2 separate regions of the Homo sapiens genome follow, and region 1 is linked to region 2. A link is a contact called in ENCODE Hi-C or POLR2A ChIA-PET data. All regions are on one chromosome and are shown on one strand. Each heading gives the region's core, a stretch centred on a gene start or an enhancer-like site at or near the end of the contact. The rest is flanking DNA. Distances are from core to core; before and after follow the strand shown. Region 1 holds the start of CENPS-CORT (CENPS-CORT readthrough). Region 2 overlaps PEX14 (peroxisomal biogenesis factor 14).

The links. A loop is a pair of places that touch in the nucleus more often than their neighbours do. ChIA-PET counts read pairs that join two places held with the same protein, here RNA polymerase II (POLR2A). Pooled maps may share reads with other maps.
Region 1: a loop to region 2 is called in a pooled map, with 5 times the contacts of the local background. The contact joins the promoter of CENPS-CORT here to the enhancer-like site in region 2. A Hi-C loop is called at or near these places in 8 of 50 pooled maps. POLR2A ChIA-PET finds 5 or more read pairs at or near these places in 7 of 52 experiments (CD4-positive, alpha-beta T cell, CD4-positive, alpha-beta memory T cell, H1 and 3 more).

The regions. Positions count from the first base shown.
Region 1 is chr1:10,428,600-10,435,562 of GRCh38, forward strand. It overlaps CENPS-CORT (CENPS-CORT readthrough), which reads left to right and starts at 1,834. Exons shown (of 4, transcript NM_199006.3): 1 at 1,834-1,969; 2 at 5,243-5,366; 3 at 6,058-6,091. The coding sequence starts at 1,919. CENPS (centromere protein S) reads left to right here and starts at 1,834. Exons shown (of 5, transcript NM_199294.3): 1 at 1,834-1,969; 2 at 5,243-5,366; 3 at 6,058-6,091. The coding sequence starts at 1,919. RefSeq lists a silencer at 1,932-2,181 and enhancers at 2,432-2,481, 4,557-5,137.
Region 2 is chr1:10,506,029-10,512,823 of GRCh38, forward strand. The region is part of intron 2 of PEX14 (peroxisomal biogenesis factor 14); the gene reads left to right. Among named protein-coding and RNA genes, the nearest start is that of PEX14, 34 kb to the left of the region's middle. RefSeq lists enhancers at 1,316-1,375, 1,406-1,465, 2,640-3,328. Within about 2 kb of position 4,948, at least 19 of the 41 ENCODE cell types and tissues checked have a DNase peak (open chromatin) inside an H3K27ac peak, as active enhancers do; they include CD4-positive, alpha-beta T cell, where a contact is called at or near this core.

The sequences.
Region 1 (6,963 bases), core at 584-3,083, 81 kb before region 2:
CTCCCGGGTTCAAGCAATCCTCCTGCCTTAGCCTCCCAAGTGCTAGGATTACAAGCATGTGCCACCATGTCTGGCTAATTTTTGTATTTTTTGGTAGAGACAGGGTTTCATCATGTTGGCCAGGCTGGTCTTGAACTCCTCACCTCAAGTGATCTACCTGCCTCGGCCTCCCAAAGTGCAGGAATTACAGGTATGAGCCACTGCTCCTAGCCTCTGAGGCTCTTAAGTGCCTCTGTATTGCACACATGTCACTGGAATACTGTTCTTTAATCCTGGGAAGCAACTGCTTTAAAATGAGGGAACACACAGGTACAAAGCACAGGAACTTCCTGGGACGAATTGTTACAATTTCTTTAGCTCTTATGTGAGGCAATTGTTTAAAACCTGACACCTGCCCTGTGAAGTTGGAACTACTGTCCCCAGTTGATAAATAAGGGACATGAAGCTTGGCCACGTCCTGTGACTTGCTTGGGGTCACCAGGCTCAAGGGAGGGAGCTGGGCTTTGCAGCCACAGTGTGCTCTAAATGGGGCTGCTCACCAACCAGCGACCGGCCTTCTCTCCTGCTGCAGGCTTGGTCTCACTCTGGATGGCCTGCCCTGCCCAGCCCCATGCTGCCCATTAGGGGAATCCGTCAGAGGCTTGCCCTGCTTGGGCAGGAGGACTGTCCAGGTAGACTGGGATGCCCACAGAGAGCAGTGGACAGAGGCGAGAAGTGCCTGTCATTTCCAGATGCCACCCACTGAGCAGATGCAGAGGAAAGTCCTCAGAAGGCTGATTCCTCCAAAAAGCTTTGATCTGGGTTTCAGCCCCTGGCAAGCTTAGGGAACTTGAGGGACGTCCCTGGGAAAGGAAGACAAGGAGTGGCTTTATGTGCTTTCCTTCGTTCTGAAAGTAGCACCTGCTTGTGACAAATGCAGAATACAGAAATATAGGCAATAAAAAATAATAAAACAAAAACCTAGAAATACAGGCAGGGCATGGTGGCTCACACCTGTAATTCCAGCACTTTGGGAGGCTGAGGTGGGATGATTGTTTGAAGCCAGGAGTTTGATACCAGCCTGGGCAACATAGTGAGACCTGGTCTCTACAAAAAATAAAAATTAGCCAGGTGCGCTGATGCAGGCTTGTGGTCCCAGCTACTTGGGAGGCTGAAGTGGGAGGATCACCTGAGCCCAGGAGGTGGAGGTTACAGTGAGTCTTGGTGGTGCCACTGCACTCCAGCCTGGGCGGCAGAGTGAGACCCTGCCTCTCAAAAAACTACAATAAAAACAAACCAAAATTGGGTTTGATGGTCTCACTTCATCGTTAACATAAAGGAAAAACAGTAACACTTGTGTCAGAACTATACTCCTGCCAATGGCAACAACGCAGTTCCTGTTCCACTCGCTGAATGAGGTCACGGGTCGTTCACTCATTGTAGTCTTTGTGACGCTATTGTTGGTGATAGAATGATAAAGTTGATGGTCGATTTTGCAAGATACACCTGAGGTACAGGTGCATGGAGCTCCTGATAATGTGTACTGCGTTACATGATCTGTAAATCGTGGGCTACGCATCCTCTACACCCGACTGGAACACGCTTTGCACCTATGCGCACACGTGTTTCGCGGAGAGTGGTGCTCAGCGTTGTGCCAGGCGCTGAATCAGGCTCTGGGGTGCAGCAGTGACCTCGGTGGTCATGTCCCCGCGTCGCCCGGCCACCTCCGCAGAGCAAGCTGAGCAGGGGGCTGGCTGGAGGCCGACGGCGGAATCCCCTCAACGGAGCGCCGCCAGGGGGCGCGCGAGGCAGGGCGGAGCTGCGTACTTTGTCCGCCCGCGCGGCCCGTCGCTCGCGCCGCGGCGGGAAAATCCGACCTGGCCGCGCACCACCGCCCCTTCTCGGCCCTCCTGCGTTTGCCCAGGGTCGGCCCGCAGTGATGGAGGAGGAGGCGGAGACCGAGGAGCAGCAGCGATTCTCTTACCAACAGGTACAGGAAAACGGGGGTCGGGCTGGGCTGGGGCAGGACGGCGTCGAGTTTCTGGACAGAAAAGTACCCGGCAGCCCCCGGCGGCTTCTCATCGGCACCCCGCCCCCGGGCGCCCCCCGCGGCTGCGCATGCGTTGGCTTAACTGCCGCGGGTGGTGCTGGGAGGCGGTTTCCGCGGCAACGCGGCTGGACCCTGGCCTGCGCTGGCTGGGGAGGAAGCGGTTCTAGGGGAGCGTGCGGGCGCCGGGGTCCGGCGGCGAGAGGCCACCTTCTGGCCTTGCGATGAATCCTCGGTTTCCCCTTCTCAGATGGGGTTTTCGTGAGGGTACAACGTCGGCATTAGACATTCCAGGTGACGCCCGTACGCGGTGGGCGGTTCGGGCCGGAGCTCTGGAACGCTGGCCCTGGAGGCGTCGACCCCTCGTTACTGATGCAGGGACGCGGTGCGGACCAGTCAGGCCCAGAGCTCGTCCTTAGATGTGGGTTCGAATCTCTGCCCCGCCAACTTGTGATCGTATCGACTCGGCCCAGACGCAATTTTCTTCTCTGCAAAATCGTCATAAGAATAATCACTTGTCAGGGTAGCTGCGGGCATCCCATTCGTTCCTTTCATCAGCGCCGGGCATATGGGGCGTCAGAGGCTGAGAACGTTGCCGTGAAGAGGCTTAAAAGCAAGACCCGGAGTGGCGACCTTAAAGAGGACGGACTGAAGAAACGCGGGAATGAGCTCCAGACGCGGGAGTTTCCTCTCTACAAAGTTACACTGCAGCAGCTGTCTACCCTGCCCCTTGTCTTTTGAGAAGTTCAAACCTTCAGAAAAGTTGCAAGAACACGGTACAGAATGCCCAGATGCCCGTCACCTTGATTCACCACTAGTTAGCATTTTGCTCTGTTTGCTCCCATGCTTCCCTCCCAGCCCCGCGATTGGAGAATTAATTGCAGATATTTTGACACTTCGCCTTTACATTTTAATTCTTTAGTACACATCTCCCAAAAACAAGGCATTGGCTGGGCGCGGTGGCTCACGCCTGTAATTCCAGCACTTTGGGAGGCCGAGGTGGGCAGATCACTTGAGGTCAGGAGTTCGAGACCAGACTGGCCAACATGGAAACCCCCTCTCAACTAAAAGTACAAAAATTAGCCGAGTGTGGTGGCAGGTGCCTGTAATCCCAGCTACTCGGGACGTTGAGGCAGGGGAATCGCTTGAACCCGGGAGGCGGAGGTTGCAGTGAGCCGAGATCGCACCATTGCACTCCAGCCTGGGTGACAGAGCGAGACTCCATCTCAGAAAAAAAAAAAAAAAAGGCATTCTCCTACTACATCATTTCAATAAATTGTCCCACTCAGGAAGTGGGACAATTAATTTTGATAAAACTCTATTGAATGTGCATTGTCAAGTGCCCCCACTTGTCCTAAAGATGTTTCTTTTAACTGTCTTTTTTCCTTCATCCAGGATTCAGTTAAGGATGGTGCATTGCATTTAGTCATCTTTGGTCCTGCCTACCCTGTTTTTTTTTGGTTGGTTTTTGTTTTTTTTGAAACGTAGTTTCACTCTTGTTGTCCAGGCTGGAGTGCAGTGGCTCCATCTCGCCTCACTGCAACCTCCACCTCCCAGGTTCAGGAGATTCTCCTGCCTCAGCCTCCTGAGCAGCTGGGATTACAGGCCCCTGCCACCACGCCCAGCTAATTTTGTATGTTTAGTAGAGACAGTTTCACCATGTTGGCCAGGCTGGTTTTGAACTCCTGACCTCAAGTGATCTGCCCGCCTTGGCCTCCTAAAATGCTGAGATTACAGGTGTGAACCACTGTGCCCGGCCTGTTCTTAGTCCCTAGAACAGAGCCTGGCTCTCAATAGACCAACAAATGCTTACTGATGAAGCTGCAAAGATGGGCTGAGAAATTTGCCCCTCAGCTGTGATTAGCTTGTAGACGATTTCCCCCCATTCATGTAACCAACTGTTCTAGGCACTTGGTAGGCAGCAGTGAACAAAATTGACAGGGTCCTGCCCTTGAGGAGTTTAGTGATTTAGCCTCTAAGTGCAGTGATACCCCAGCCCAGCCAGGGGGAGGGGAGGAGGAGGAGGAGGAAGATCTGAGAAAAATTCCTGGAGCCAAGAGCATTCAGAAGAATTCATGTCCTGTACCCTGACCCCCACCCATACCTAAAAAAGATGACCTTGAGCCGGGCAGGGTGTTGTGGGCCTGTAGTCCCAGCTACTCAAGAGGCTGAGGCAGGAGGTTCACTTGAGCCCAGGAGTTCGAGGCTGTAGTGTGCAGTGATCACACCTGTGATCTTCGTGCCTCCCAGGTTGATGCCTCTTTGGCTTCTCCTACCAGAGGCCTCAGCTTACCTAGTCTTGTGAGGTCTGAAATTCAGGAAAGTAGATGCCCTCCTCATCTGTCTGGCCTCTATCCTGAGTTCCTGGACTTGGGTTTTGGCAGTTCCTCCTCCTCTTGCCTATGCGTTGAACACTTGCTGGTAGATTTTATGCCCTTGTGGGTTCAGCTGTCATCACGTGCAGCTCAGCTGTGTCTTCGGCCCCGAGGCGGAGTACCCACAGGTGGGCTCAACAGAACTCTGTCGACACGTGGCTGAGACCATTGCTTAGCTTGTCTTGCAATTGAGGCTCATCCTCCCCTCTCGGTAATTTTCTGCAAGGGGTGGAGAGATCTTTTTCAGTATTGAAAAGGTTTGCCAAGGAGCAGTGAGGGCCCCGTGGAGGTGGCCTCCCAACCCTCCAAATCGAGAGGGGTGGGTGTGCCCTCTTGAGCCTTTCCCGTGTTGTACTTCTGTCCTCTGTGACGTGCAGGCCTGGGGCTGCCAGGGGCTTGCAGCAGAGGGATGGGATCCTTCTGTATTGTTGATTAACTGCCTTAAGGGCAAAGTTCCCTGCCCGGTTTTTCATTGTTTCCCAAACACCTAGCATATGCCCTTACTGAGTTGGAGCTCTGCAGATAGTTTGGAATAAGTGAGTGAAACCACTCAGGGCCTTGGCAGGCATCAGTCTGACCTGTCTCCCCACTGACTTGCCATCTAATTTCTTATCTTTACCTGACATAAATCATAACCATTAACAAGGAAGTAATGTTTCCACAAGTCGCACTCCAGTGGGTCTCATTAACTTATTAGTACACTTGAAAAGCCACTCAGCCATTATGGAAAGCGCCAGAGGGATTGGGCTGAGCAGACCCTCTCCTTGGTCTTCATTTTTTAAGGCGTGAAAAGCTCTTATTTGCAGCCTTACCCGTGAAATATTTTGATGTTTTTCCCCAGAGGCTAAAGGCAGCAGTTCACTATACTGTGGGTTGTCTTTGCGAGGAAGTTGCATTGGACAAAGAGATGCAGTTCAGCAAACAGACCATTGCGGCCATTTCGGAGCTGACTTTCCGACAGTGTGGTATGAAGCTTCGGCCTCCCCAGCCATGTCTGTAAACCCCAAAGGTTGATTTCACCTGGGAGCAGTGCGTGGGTGGGAGCTGTGGCGAGTCTGACCAGCAGACCAAGAATATTATCATCCTCATGCGTTCTTCGTGAAACACTTCTCTTCTTGGCTGTGAGATGTGGATATTTTATGGGAAGAACTATTTTTTTCCTATTACACTAACACTGGGGCATTAACGCCTTTATTTTATTGTTTTAAACTGCCCTGATGGCTAGAACATTAGACATTAAATTCTTTATTTCAGTGCTTTATAACGTTTTTATATCACCCATAGTTTCTTTGACAGCTGAGCTTGTAGCATTGGTATTTGCTTGACTTCAGAGGGGAAATGAAAGACCTCACAAGCCTTAACTGTAGCAGAAGTTAAAGGATAGTTTCTAGAAACCAAAGGCATAGTCACAATTAACGGAAGACTTGCCATGAAGGGTGAAGGGCTCTGGGAAGGACAAGGAGATCGTCATGAATAAAAAGCTACAGGCTCTTATGGAATGGTGGGGCTGCTGGAAATGCCTCCTTTCACCTTTAAGAGGGTTTGTTATATTAGTCAAGTCACTGTACTGGCTGTAGAAATCAAGGCTTCACTTTTTCTGCTTCTGAAATTAGATGGGAGGGTGCCTAAAGTGTGTATCTTTTTTTTCTCTTTCAGAAAATTTTGCCAAAGACCTTGAAATGTTTGCAAGGTGGGTAGAGAACTTGATTATCCGACACTGCGTCTGTGTAGCTTTTTGGGGCCTCTCCATCTGGTGGGTTATTTCAGGAGAGCTTTAGCTATTCAGTTTTCCGTGTGTTTTGTGGAGGCTTGTCTCTAATCATGGTTCTGCAAGAACATGACGCCTCCTTCAATCACGGTGATTCACACTTATTTGAACATTTTTTGAAGTTTTCCAAGTATTTTTTGTTAAAGAACCCAAGTTATTCAGTCCCAAGTGAAAAAGGTGTGAATACCATCTCCAGGACCCTGAATGCTGGTGCCTGTATTAAAAACCATGTCTTCGGGTGGTTTGATTGCTCAGGGTTTGAGAACATGGTGCCTGGGGGTGGCCGCCCCTCTGCGGAGGGAGCTGCAGCGTGTCCACGGTGGTAATTGCTTGCAGGTGTACACAGAATGGCAGGCAGGGGTTTTCATTTGCCGCATTTGTTCCGAGTAAGACGCACTCCTTGGAAAGTGGGTGACTTGCTTTCAGCTGCTAAAGCCTCAGCTTTTACAGGTGATTTATGCTCCGCTCTTCAATTAGTACCGCAGGTAATTGAAAACAATTGCACCAAATTGCTTTTATGAAGCAATTTGAATGACGAAGGCCTGAAAGGGCGAAAGTGTTCTAATTTGCTGCCACTTGGATTCGGTGCCAGCCTCTCCCACACCCCTTACTTTTCACCTTGTTCCCGTTAGCTCTTTGTTTCTCGGGTGCGTGTTTTGAATGAATTAAAGCAGTGGGTTCTCGGAGGGCAAGCTCTCAATCTGTCCTATTCCTGTGGATATTCGTCCCTGAAAACCGCTTAGCATCTTCAGCTTGGCCAAAAGGGATAAGGTAGTAGGAAGGGATACCGATAG
Region 2 (6,795 bases), core at 3,698-6,197:
TTTTTAAAACTGTGTCAAGAGCTTGCATTTGGCATCCCTGTCTGACCAACTTGCTGTTTGGGTCCCATGGAACGTACTCACCAGGCTCTTGGTGCTCTGAACAAGGCAGGTCCTCAGCCAGTCTCTCCCACACTCATCTGTACCCCAGGAGCTAGTTTGTCCCTAAACCTGTGTCCTTGTATTAAACATGATGTCAACAGGTGAACTAAGAGTGTGAAGAGAGGGTTCTGCAAATATAATGTGTTCTTTTTTTGTGTGTTTTTTTGAGATGGAGTTTCGCTCTTGTTGCTGCCCAGGCTGGAGTGCAATGGCATGATCTTGCTCACTGCAACCTCTGCCTCCCAGGTTCAAGTGATTCTCCTGTCTCAGCCTCCTGAGTAGCTGGGATTACAGGCATGCGCCGCCATGCCCGGCTAATTTTTTGTATTTTTAGAGACGAGGTTTCTGTATGTTGGTCAGGCTGGTCTTGAACTTGCGACCTCAGGTGATCCGCCCGCCTCGGCCTCCCAAAGTTCTGGGATTACAGGCGTGAGCCACCACGCCTGGCTATAATGTGTTCTATAAAAAGAAATGTGAAAAGAAAGTTTTATGAAAACTAAGTTAAATGCTTTGCTAAATGTGAATTGCTAAAAACATTGCTGTCAAATTAGGTGTGAGCGAGATGACAGTTAAACATTAGAGGAAGATCATAAACATCTAGAAGGATTCTGTACTTTGATTGCTTTACTGATGTCTTGAAGTTCTTACTTTGCTTTAGAAATTGTGGAGGCTGTGTTATGGGTAGGGTTTATGCAAGAAAGACGTCTGGGAACTTCAGTCTGTGGGCCCACACTCAAAGCAAAGGGCTTGGCTTTACATCAAAAGATCAGCAGTGACTGAATGTTTATAGGTTTTCAGTTAATAGAAAATGTTTTCAGTATGTGGAGCAGGTTCCATTTTTGATTCCCTGCTTTAACTGATTTTTTGATTAACCGAACAATTACTAGCTCCGATCACATAGGCCAGGAGGGCTTCTACTCTGTAATATTCTGGCCTCGCTGTTGGTGTCTTTATTTTGGTCTCGCTGTTGGTGTCTTTATTTTGGTTACTTTGTTTGATTCCAACAAATTTGTGAGAATTACTCATTTTGCAGTGAGGAGACTGAGCCCAGAGCATTCAAGTTCCTACAGCTAAGAAGTGGCAGGACTGGGATTGAAAGCTGGTGTCCATGCTGCTGAACCTGTGCAGACGGGGAGAGCAGGTATGGGTGCGGTGTGGACCGCGCTGTCAGGCACACTAGCGTGCGTGCGGGGCGCCCGCTGCACAAACGTATCTTCAGCCGATGCTCAGTGCTGCCTGGTGATTCTGTACCTCCTTTCTGAGGCTGCTGCCTTAGTGTGCTCTCCGTGGTTGGAGTCTTTTGTGTGCATCTTAGCTGTTGAAAAGGCGCCTATTAATTTATCACAGGTGATGTGTGCCTCCTTGTGCTCAGAGGAGGCGTCTGCACCCATGTACCTCACTAATGACAGGTTATGGGATGGAGAGGAGATAATAGGATCTTTTCATGTGATGTCTATATAGCAAGGTGCTATGCCCCTGGTAGCTTCTAGGGGGCAGCAGCCGCTTGTTGTTCTGTCTCTTGCTGGCGGGGAGAAGGTTGGACAATTGAGCAATTTGCTCTGGACTCCAGCTCTTAAAGTGGTGCCTGCAGGTCTCCAGGGAGTCACTGGAATCCGCATAAGTAAAGAAAATACAATATCCAGGATCTTTTATTTCTACTTTCTCTGCCCCCTCAGGTAAATCCTTTATCTGTGTTTCTATCAACATCCACAAATTCCTCATTGTCAGAGTTAAGGCAGCAAAGTTCACCTGCTTTGAAGATAAGAGAATAGAGATGTCTTTAAGAGAGTAAAATCTTTCTGTCAGATCTTACTTGTTGCCAAGAGCTAGACATTGATAACCCACTCAAATAATGTTTAGAGGTTTTGAAACTTTCCCCCATGGGCACGTGTCTTTAATTCTGTTGGGAATACCACTGTCATATGGTTGATTACCTGTTCTTCCTGTCAGCATTTCCCCCCAACCCCACTCCCTCCCCCTATCCAAACTAGTCTTACAGAGGTTTCTCTTCAATTCTAAATGACTTATTTCAGAAACACATGAAGGGGAACATTGCAGATGTGCCATTTTTTTGTTTTTTGTTTTTGTTTTTTTTTTGAGACGGAGTCTCGCTCTGTCACCCAGGCTGGAGTACAGTGGTGCGATCTCGGCTGTCTGCAAGCTCCGCCTCCCGGATTCATGCCATTCTCCTGCCTCAGCCTCCCGAGTAGCTGGGACTACAGGCGCCCGCCACCATGCCCTGCTAATTTTTTTGTATTTTTAGTAGAGACGGGGTTTCACTGTGTTAGCCAGGATGGTCTCGATCTCCTGACCTCGGCCTCCCAAAGTGCTGGGGTTACAGGCGTGAGCTGCCGCGCCCGGCCTTGGATGTGCCAGATTTTTAGATTGGGGGCCCAAGACTGACATATGGGCAACTTGTGCCTTGTCAGAGTGAGTCCCAGCTCCCTCCCCCCCAGAAGTGCACCTCCTACTGTGCCCTCTGAATGCTCCTGCCTGCCAGATCTTCCAGCTGTGTGGCTGAGGCAGGTGCCCAGGAGGAGAAAGGCTGGTTGCAGGCAGAACCAGATGGTTGCAGTCCACACGGGGAAGCAAATTGGCCGTGACATTTCAGCCATGTGAGGTTTATTTAGGATTAGCTAAGAATTCTCAGCCTTGACTCCACTGAGGGAGGAGCGGGTGACCTAGGGCCACTTTCTTGTGGCTTTGCATTCTTTCAGGCTTTCATCTGAAGATCCCAGGGTACTGGGGAAGGGTGGGAGTTTCCATCCAGCTCCACTGCAGAGAGTGGCATTCCTGAAAGACAAAGGCATGCCTCCTTTTTTTTTTTGAGACGGAGTCTCGCTCTGTCGCCCAGGCTAGAGTGCAGTGGTGCGATCTCGGCTCACTGCAAACACCGCCTCCTAGGTTCACGCCATTCTCCTGCCTCAGCCTCCCGAGTAGCTGGGACTACAGGCGCCCGCCGCCACGTCCGGCTAATTTTTTTGTAATTTTTTTTTGTTGTTAGTAGAGATGGGGTTTCACCATGTCAGCCAGGATGGTCTCAATCTCCTGACCTCATGATCCGCCTGCCTCGGCCTCCCAAAGTGTTGGGATTACAGGCGTGAGCCACCGCGCCCGGCAAAGGCATGCCTCTTAACCTCACCTCTCCAGCTCTCTGTTGTCTGAAAAATGGCAGTTAATAGAATTTGTTAATAAACAGAAGAAATAACGAGAAATAGTGGCACATCATTTGACAGTAAGGTGGTTTATAATTTCTGTTTATCAAATGATTCTCATTATTATTATTTCTATTGGATTTTTGAAGAATTCAGCCTGGTCCCCAGAGCCCCATTTGTAAGGCATTTTATTTCTTTATAATATCTAGAAATAACTTCAGTTCCAGTGAAATCCAGATCTGTGGTCCCATCCCACTCCCCAGCCCTGGTTCTCTCCCCTTCCTCTCTGCTTGTCTTCTGTGACCTCAGCGGGCTCCATCAGGTGGGGGTATCCCCTACTGACCAGACTGGCAGAGCTAATGCCGGCTGGAGGAACGCTGCCGTGTTTGTTTTTGCAGTTCCTGGATTTGGTTTAATGTACAATTGATTTTTTAAATGTATTTAATCATTTTTTTCTTACCTCTTAAGGATTAACCTGCACAAACCTCATTTTATCCTAAGTGTGGCTTTGGGAGGAAGGGAGGAGAAAATTGAGTTTCTCCAGCTTATTTTATTCTTTTACGCTTTATTTTCCAAATGGCTTTTCCTGCCGAAGCAGCTTTGTATAATACAATGTATTTTCGTGGCCATTACTTACTCATTACTAACTGGTCTCTCCTGCTTCCCTTTGTCTGTGAACTAAATACAGGGGGCCTCAAGATAATTGGTAGCTCCATCACTGACCCACCAATTATAGATCAGCAGGGAAGGCAGCCCAGGGATGGTTTGTGGTTGGCACAGGCTGCCCACCTAGAAATGTGAGTTATTCTCTACCTGCCACCAAGTTGGGCTTGACTAGATCGATCCTTTCCTAATTTTGGACTTTGGCATCTCTAATTGCATCACACGGCTCCCTGGTTTACAGGTTTCAGCCTCATTTCATCCCTACACGTGCTGCTGGTGTCTTTCTTAGTTCATGCCTCCTTGGCATGTCTACAAAGTATTAATTTGCAGAGGTTTTGTTTGTATTTTCCTTTGAGGTTCCCTGGTGCCTAGAATGGTTAGATGGCAGGCTGCAGATAAATAATTCTGTTGAAACAGCAGGTTTCTGTGCATTTTTGTCTGGTGTGTCCAAGTAAAGGCAAGTCTTTGTGGGCACCATATTAAGCCCCCTTTTTGAGCATTTATCTGATTTGTGTTCCAGCTTATCTACTTTGCTCTGGCATGGAGAAGGAAAAGTCCCATTTCCTGCTAGGCTGCCAGGCACTTATGTAAGACTTTTAGGTGCCAAAGTAGGAAAGGAGTCCCTGTGTTGTATGGCCGTATATATTTTGCATGTGTGTTTCCTGGCTGTTTGGCACCTAGGCACTTTGCTAAGCCCTGTATGGGTTGGGCATATACCGTATTGCTCAGCTCCTGGCAGAAAATAGGCACTCATACATATTTGTGGAATGAGTGAGTGTGTGTGCTCACTTATGTGCGATGGAGATGATGAGCCAAGGAGTTGGATTGCACAGTTGCTGCCTGGCGTCCTGCTAGGAACTTAGGGTGCAACATTCCCACTGGGCCACACATATGCCGATGTTCAGTGGATGACTGCTACGCAAGCAACATAAAGAGGCCATTTTATGAAAGGGAACATCAGAGGAAACATTATAACTGAGACCTTTATAGCCTTTCCATTATTATGGTTTAAATCTTGACAGTCTTTATTTGCAATGACACTGGGACCAGTAAAGACAATGCTCACTCCCACCTCCTCGTTCTCCACATCCTGTTCCGTAGCTGTGGTGCACCGATAGGCATCGTTAAATGTGCAGGCAGCAGAGCTGCTGGTTTGTCTAGAAACAGCCCCTTTTGACTCAGAAGTTGGAACCCAGATGACTCACCATTCTATTTGTTTTATTGCAACTGTCATTTCATAAAATGCCCTGACAGCTTTAAACTGTAAATGCCAAAGTGAGGTTTTTGTCTTTTTTATTTTGTTATCTCCTGTTTTTTCTAATCTTTTATATTTCTATTTTCTCCTTTCTTTTCAGACTTATTTTCTCTTTCATTACTGTCTCTTTCTCTGTCCCTCCCTTCCTTCCTGCCTCCCCCCTTTGATGACTCTAATGGCATGAGTAGTTGAAGTGGTTTTTGCTAACATCATGGTGCGTTCTTTCCAGCTTTAATGCTATCTGATTGAGCGTGTCTCCCCTCAGATTTTTGTGTAGGGTTTAGAAATGGAAATGACCATGCACATCAGAGTTTAAATTTTCCTAGGAAAGTCTGCCATGAACTGTAGGACCTATAACTTCTAGAGATGGAGGGACCCCTGACATCTGTGGACTATGGACTCCTGACTTCTGTGGACTCTAGAATTTATGACTTCTGTGGATTGTGGGGCCTCTGACTTCCATAGACCGTGGGACTGTGACTTCTGTGGACCCAGGGACCTCTGAATTCCATGGACTGTGAGACCTCTGACTTCTGTGGCCTGTGAGATCTCTGACCTCTGTGGCCCGTGGGACCTCTGACTTCTGTGGTCTCTGGGACCTGTGACCTCTTTGACTTCCAAGTCTTCTGTGGACTGCAGGACCTCATCAACACGTGTATTGCCAGAAGAGAGGCTTGATTGTGTTAACCTGTTTCTCTCCAGAGGTGTCACATACTAGAATTTCTGCTCAGTCTTATGGCTTAGGTGGGGTGTTGAGTCTAAATATATATATTTTTTGAGACGGAGTCTTGCTCTGTCACCCAGGCTGGAGTGCAGTGGCATAATCTTGGCTCACTGCACGCTCCGCCTCCCGGGTTTACGCCATTCTCCTGCCTCAGCTTCCCGAATAACTGGGACTACAGGCGCCTGCCCCCACGCTCGGCTAATTTTGGTATTTTTAGTAGAGACAGGGTTTCACCATGTTAGCCAGGATGGTCTCGACCTCCTGACCTCGTGATCTGCCCTCCTCGGCCTCCCAAAGTGCTGAGATTACAGACGTGAGCCACCGTGCCTGGCCCAAGTCTAAATTTTTAAGGACTAGAGCTCTCAGACCAGGACTTTCTGGATCTTTTTTTCTGATACCCAACACTGTGGCACTTGACTAAGTCACCTGATTGATGACATGAGCATTGCTGGGTGTTGAAACACCTGGCCAGGGAAACAGAGACTTCTGTGGATTCATCCAAAGGATGGCAGACAGATTGTGGAATTTTAATGAAGGTGGGGTGGATCCCTGATGTTCGCCTGCTTTGAAGCATAGCAGAATCCCAGCATTAACTTCAGGGGTGTTGGTTGGAAACCTGCACTGGCGTCGGTGGTTATATTCCACATTTGTCAAATCCTTAAATCCAACTGAACTAATTTTAGAAGTAGCTAGTTATAATGAAAAAGAACAATATATTCAGATGCATAGGATCGTTTTTAAATGAAATGCTCCCTGTTCTTTTCCTTCTTTTTTTTTTTAACTTTTATTTTTTATGATGGAGTCTTGCTCTGTCGCCAGGCTGGAGTGCAGTGGCGTGATGTCGGCTCACTGCAACCTCCGCCTCACGGGTTCAAGCGATTCCCTGCCTCAGCCTCCTG